Linked DNA regions of Homo sapiens: region 2 is linked to region 1. A link is a contact called in ENCODE Hi-C data. All regions are on one chromosome and are shown on one strand. Each heading gives the region's core, a stretch centred on a gene start or an enhancer-like site at or near the end of the contact. The rest is flanking DNA. Distances are from core to core; before and after follow the strand shown.

Evidence for each region. A loop is a pair of places that touch in the nucleus more often than their neighbours do. Pooled maps may share reads with other maps.
Region 2: a loop to region 1 is called in a map with no recorded cell type, with 2.2 times the contacts of the local background. The contact joins the promoter of OR1A1 here to the promoter of OR1D2 in region 1. A Hi-C loop is called at or near these places in 1 of 37 single-sample maps with no recorded cell type and 1 of 50 pooled maps.

The regions. Positions count from the first base shown.
Region 1 is chr17:3,102,627-3,106,127 of GRCh38, reverse strand. OR1D2 (olfactory receptor family 1 subfamily D member 2) reads left to right here and starts at 1,706. Exons shown (of 2, transcript NM_002548.3): 1 at 1,706-2,029.
Region 2 is chr17:3,206,008-3,209,508 of GRCh38, reverse strand. OR1A1 (olfactory receptor family 1 subfamily A member 1) reads right to left here and starts at 1,842. Exons shown (of 4, transcript NM_014565.3): 1 at 1,509-1,842; 2 at 511-928.

The DNA of each region.
Region 1 (3,501 bases), core at 457-2,956:
TAAGACTGAATATAGTTTACAATCATCTATTGTATATTTCAAAATAGTAAAAGGGGAACAATTCAGATGTTTCTAGCATAAAAAAAGACAACTATTTAAAGTGATATATATCCCAATTACACCAATTTGATCTTGACAAATTTTATGAAGATATTAAATTATCACATGTACCTCTATTATGTATCTTTTTTTAAAAAAAAAAAAATTCAACCATGGCGAGATACCGCTATACTCACCACAACAGCTAAAATGAAAAGGATGAAAAATACCAAATCATGTTAAGGTATTGAGCAACTAGAACTCTCATACACTGCTGGCAGTAGGGAAAATTGATACAAGTCTAGTACTTTGGAAAAGTGTTTAGCACTGGCTACAAAAACTATACATAGGCCTGCCATGTGATTTATAAATTCCACTCTTAAGTATATATGCCTAAGAGATATGCGTAGCTACACGACTCAGGACAAAAACCGGAAACTACTAATGCCCACAATGGGTGTTTAGTGGTCTCTTCACACAATAGAACACCATACAGCAATGAGCATGAACAACCTACAACCACATACAACTGTGTGGATGAATCTGACATATACAATGAGTGAAAAACGCCAACACAAAAGAGTACAAACTGTATACTTCCATTTAAATAAAGTAAGAAAATAGATAAAGCTAGCTTAATGATATTAGCAGTTAGGATAGTGAGTACCTGTGCAGGAACAGTGACTAGAAAGGAATATTTGGTCATTTCTGGAGGGTCAGTAATGTGTTTTTCATCTGAGTGCTGGTTACTCATGACTGGCCTGTTTGTAAACATTCCTGATAAAATTTTCAGGCTTCATTTTATTTCCTAAAATAATGTAGCATCATTATTTTTCCATCTATGTCTAATAACTATATTATCTAGAGTCCCTATATGCCTCCCCTGTGTTGGTTCTTGCTATTGGAATCTTCCTTGTGTCTTTTTATCTTTGGGTTTATGTTGGATATTGTGCTTGAAAAATTATTAACAGAAATAATTCTGTTATTTCAGCTCTAAGGTGACATTATGTTCCTCTAAATAGGATTTCTTTCTTGCTTTTGCTTAGTACTTTGGGTCACAGACATCTGGAATCATTCTAGTTGAAGTTTAGTACCTTAAATTTGCCAGACCTCTCCCTACTCAAAGTCAACAGGCAATACATGTAGAGTCCGCTTTATTTTTGGCTTACTGTTACTTTGGCTTACTGTTATATGTATTTTATCTTTTATTTTTTTTTTTTTCAGATGGAGTCTCACTCTGTTGCCCAGGCTGGAGTGCAGTGGTGCCATCTCGGCTCACTGCAACCTCCACCTCCCAGGTTGAAGCGATCCTCCTGCCTCAGTCTCCCAAGCATCTGGGACAACAGGTAAGTGCCAGCACGCCCAACTAATTTTTGTATTTTTAGTAGAGATGGGGGTTTCACCATGTTGGCCAAGATGGTCATGAACTCCTGACCTCAGGTGATCTGCCTGCCTCGGCCTCCCAAATGCTGGGATTTCAGGTGTGAGCCACCACACCCAGCCTTCCTAGGGTATATTTTAGGATTACTGCACAATAAGGAGCTGGTTTATTTCTTGTAAACAAGACTCATTTCCCAAGACCCTCACCTCTAGAGAATAACATCGGAGCAATTATCCATGTTCATCTCAAGAGGCTATCTGGGGATTGCATCCCCAAGTTCTCTCCAAAATGGATAAGCAGACCTGATGTGCTCCCTGTTCATCCCGTTTCTTCATGAATCTAGGATCCAAGACTCAGTTCTCATATCCCACAAATCTCATTGGGGCATCAATAGCCTGAAATCCTGTCTCCTTTTTTACAGAAGCTGAAGACCCAGGCAACAAGTTCTCTGCTCTGTACCTTTAGCCAATAGGATGAGTCTCCAAGACCTATTCAGAAAATAATGCATTCTGGTCTTTTATGACCTGAATGTGTTTTCATCCTGTAGAACAGGAACGTGGAGGAAGCTGAACCAGTGAACTCTGAGAGCAGCACAGAGCAGTGGGTAAGGTCTGTACATCTCAGCCTCATGCTCTTTCTCCCTCTTCTCTCTTATCTTCTCTCTTATCTTCTCTCTTCTCCATTTTCTCTGTCACACAAACATACTCACACACTTTGGGAACTCATGTAATCTCACCTCTTAGTCTTCAAAGGTAATAGAACAATCCCTTGAATCTTAGAAGCACTCTACAGTTTTCAAGGTACTTTCACATTCTCTGTTGCATGTAATTCTCACAGCCTGTGAGAATGACTACCTAGGTGAGAAGAGGGGATTTAGGCAGGTCGTGGGCCCTACTCAAGGTCATACAGCTAGGAAGTAACAGAAGAGGTACAAAGCCCAGTGTTTCCACTGCAAGCTTGGACCCCTTTTCCATATTGCCCCTACAATCTCCCCCCTCACACCCCAGCAACACAACAGAGGGGTCTGTGTCTCTGTGACCATCTGACCACATCAGTGTTCAGAACCCACTGACTCTTACAAACTCAGAGCAGTGTTTCCCAAAGTATAGCATCAGAACTACTGCATGCTTGCTAAAAAGAACTTGGTTCTCAGAAACAGGACTTCAAGAGAGACTTCAGGACTTCAAGAGAGAGAGTCAGAAAGTCAGAAAGTCAGCTTTTTGTTATGAAGCATCACAGGTGATCGTGATGCACATGAGTGCAGGAGATGCTTGCCTTGTGGGTTACAAAGCAGAGGTATCTGGCCAGATGCAATGGCTCACGCCTGTAATCCCAGATACTCAGGAGGCTGAGGCAGGAGAATGGCTTGAACCCGGGAGGTGGAGATTGCCGTGAGCCGAGATCGTGCCACTGCACTCCAACCTGGGCAGAGTGAGACTCCATTTCAAAAAAAAAGAAAGGAAAAGAAAGAAGAAAAAAGGAAGCAAGCAAGCAGAGGGATCAATTTCTCAATTTCCCTGGGAGTTCTCTGGCCTTCCTCAGTCTTGTCACCTGCCCTCTACCCTCCCTCCCATCAGCAGATGTCCCATAGAGCTCTGAATGGTAAGAACAAGACTGCAGAAAGAAGTCATTTGTGATGTGGGAAGCCTGTAATACCGTGTGCCCTCATCTTCTGTCTCCCCTGCAGTTGCACCATGAGGCCTGACACCAGGAGTCCCACCCTGACATCCTGGACCATTCCGGACAGACAGAGTGGGGTCCAGCTGCTCCTGTCTGAGAGGGCAGCAGAACCAGGATAGAGGCAAGACTGGGAACCCTGTTGCTCTTTGTACTGAGAGAGTGGGTTCCCTACTAGAAAGGGGTGGGAAATACAAGTTGGAGGAATGAAGAATAGGAGTCCCTTTGCCACCCCCATCACAGGCCCCTTCCAAGGACAATTAGGCTTTAAGTTTGGAGAGCTGCTTCCACATACAGCATTTCAGCTCTTTCTCCTGACCCCGGGGGAGGTGGGCATTATTGCTGTCCTCCATCCCATGGTAGAATAGTTAGATTGTGAAATCTGGAGGCAGAACGGGGGCTCA
Region 2 (3,501 bases), core at 593-3,092, 100 kb before region 1:
CCCACAAAAATTTTTTAAAAATAATAAAAATAATTTAACAATTATTTTTGTAGAGACAGGGTTTTGCTGCGTTGCCCAGGTTGGTCTAAAACTCCTGGCCTGAAGTGATCCTCCCACTTCAGCCTCCCAAAGTATTGAAATTCCCGGCATAAGCCACCACACCTGGCCTGCAATATTTATGTTGTATTATTCTAAGTGAAGTAACTCAGGAATGGAAAACCAAACATCGTATGTTCTCACTGATATGTGGGAGCTAAGCTATGAGGATGCAAAGGCATAAGAATGATACAGTGGACTTTGGGGACTCGGGGGGAAGAGTGCGAAGGGGGCGAGGGATAAAAGACAACATATATGGTGCAGTGTATACTGCTTAGGTGATGGGCGCACCAGGATCTCACAAATCACCACTAAAGAACTTACTCATGTAACCAAATACCACCTGTACCCCAGTAACTTAAGGAAAAATAAAATAATTTAAAAAAATTAAAAAGAAACAGTTGGAGCAAATACCTAATGTTCCATTTGTATAATCTAGATGATGAGCTTCTGTTGTTATTTCACATGTTCTGTGATGATTTGGTCCAGAGGACAGCGATGGAGCTGGGTGGCTCAAGTTCATGTTTCATTTAAGGTAGGAGATAGAATGTTCCTTGTAAAGAGGTTGAGAATAAATGGAGGTTTATTTATACTGGAAGAGGGACCCAGGGGCCATATATCAGACTAGGGGAAAGAGGTAAAAAGACCCTCTACCACCAAGAAGAGAAGCCAGGAGGTGCCTCAACATGCATGCTGGAGACGTAGCGGGCCTTGAGTTCACTGGGATGACGTCAGGGCCTTGAACATTGCGGCGCCTTTAATACCCACTTTCCTGGAAAGCGTCATCCTCTGAGATATCAGCCATGTGAATGGGGTGGTGCTGAGAACAATTCTGCAGGGACAGAGGAGGCAAGTGTTTCCCCTTATCTGGGTAGCAGTGTAGACCACCAAGATGCATCTCTCAGTACTTTGAGACTTCCATGATAGTTCAGCTCATCAGTGCTTTGGTAATGAAATACCATGTTTTCTAATGGGCCCATTAGCATGACCAAGGTGATTTTGTAGGTCTCTAAGACAATGCACTTTTGGCAGGTGCTCTCGCTCTCTCTTACACACACACACATGCACACACACACTATATTACTATAGGAGGTAGAAAGAGCTAAAGACTGAGAAAAGCAAATCAGAATTATCTTTTTCTGATGCTGTTTTCATGGACAACAGCCCAAGGAGAAACATTATCAGAAGGGGAGGGTCCTCCTCCTCCTCCTCCTCCTCCTCTCTCTCTCTCTATATATATATCTCTATCTCTATCTCTATCTCTCTCTTGTCCATCTGATCCTCAGAACTTGGATACTGGAGCCAGGCCAAGATTTGAGTTCTAATTTTGCCACTATCTCTGTGTGTGTCTTTGGGCAGTTCAATTTACCGTCTTTTTATGTTTGATAAAATGACATCATAATTCAACTTACCTCTTGGGCAAGTAGCCTACAGTTGCTGGCTGTCTACCCTTTGATGTTGCTGTGATACAGTCTCTTCCAATGTCTAAGTCCCTATCTGTGGAGTCAGTTCAGATGCTTTTAAAAAGGGTCCTGGCCCTGTGGCCTTCACTTCTCCTCCACAGAAAGGAAGTTTGCAGTTAGTTCATCTAGCACCTGCTAGCATCCCGTTTGAGGGCAGCCATGCTGGAGAAGCAGTGGCAGGATGGGGAACAATCCTCTGTTCCTGAGGTGGAGGACACAGGAATGGGATGGTTTAGAAGGAGGAGTCCCCAGTTTCCCAACAGGGGAGCCGAAGGGACAAGAGGAGCTACCCCGAAAGAGCTTGAGGACAAGGAGTCGAGTTTCCTCCTCAAGGAAGCAGGCAGGTCACAGCATAGAGAAAAGTGGGCATTAGTCACCCGGTTATCAAGTCTCTGGAAAGGTGATTCCTCCAGGACTTCATCCGAGCCAAAGTTAGAGTAATTGTTGCAGCTTATTTACATACTCCTTCACCTGTGTCCCGAGGGGACACAGTGGCTCACAAGAGTAATCATTTCCAGGAGGACGGATGGACTGGAGGCTTTCCAGAGAGTGTGTCTCCAAGGTCCAAGCCCTGGGGTGAGCTATTCCAACCTCGCTGTTGGAATGTGACCCCCTCTCCTTTGCACAAACGCAGAAGTGCCCCTTGGGAGCTACAAGGATTATGGTGGAGTGAAGCTCCTAGTCTTTCTTCCAGTCTGCTGTTTAGACTACAGAGAAGAGTTATATTTCATCTTTTCTCTAGAATTTATTCTCAAGGAAGTTTAGGGTGGAAGTTATACTTGTCTACTTGTTTTTAATGTGGCATGCAGATAGTAGGCCTTTTTTTTTTTGTTTTTAGAGTGGAAAGGGCCTAGTGTTATCTGGCCCACTTCACATATGTGTCACCCTTATAGTAGCCCTGACTAATGGTCATTATCCTGTGGCTCAGCACCTCCGGTGGCAGAGGGTTCACTGCCTTTCTATAGAGGACCCTGAGAAGATGATGGGTTCTGGCTGGGTTTGAATTCTGGCTCTGCCACTAACTAGTTGTAACTGACCTCAGACATTTATGTATTTAATGCATTTGCTCATATCTAAAATGGAATAACCACAATAGCAACAGCAATATCTTCATTAAGTTGCTATAAGGATCAAATGAATGAATACCTGAAGGCTGTTTTTTGGTTTTGTTTTTTTTTGAGATGGAGTCTTGCTCTGTTGCCAGGTTGGAGGGCAGTGGCGCGATCTCGGCTCACTGCAACCTCTGTCTCCTGGGTTCAAGTGATTCTCCTGCCTCAGCCTCCTGAGTAGCTGGGACTACAGGTGCCCGCCACCACAGCCGGCTAATTTTTTGTATTTTTATTAGAGACGGGGTTTCACCGTGTTAGCCAGGACGGTCTCCATCTCCTGACCTCTTGATCCGCCCACCTCAGCCTCCCAAAGTGCTGGGATTACAGGCGTGAGTCACTGAGCCCGGCCCCTGATAGCTCTTAAAACAGCCTGGCACATAGTTAGCACTTAGGAAATGTTAACTGTTATTCCTTCCTCTATGCTTTGCTACTTCTATACGACGACCTATAATACTGCCTGCTTTACTACTAGTCATGTGATTGTTGTATTATACAACTCTACAAAATCTATCAGATTCTACACATGGTAGAGGTTGAACCACTGGCAGAATTGCATTTTCCTGCAAACATGTTTCTGCCTGCGCCTTCCTGTTTGCTCTGTCTTTACCTGCCCTATATTGAGACTACATTTCGGTTTCCTGGACATGGACTCTCAGGCACAGATAAGATGACATTCCAGATAGATACTTTCTTCTTAGTAATCACATTTTGCTCCTTGTGCCCTTCTCAGAACTTCTTACTGATTCCATGCTTTGTTTACTGGGTACGTATTAGGGGCCAAAACTGCACAATGGCATAGAATTATGAAGGAAGTGATGCTTTTCCCCCTTCAT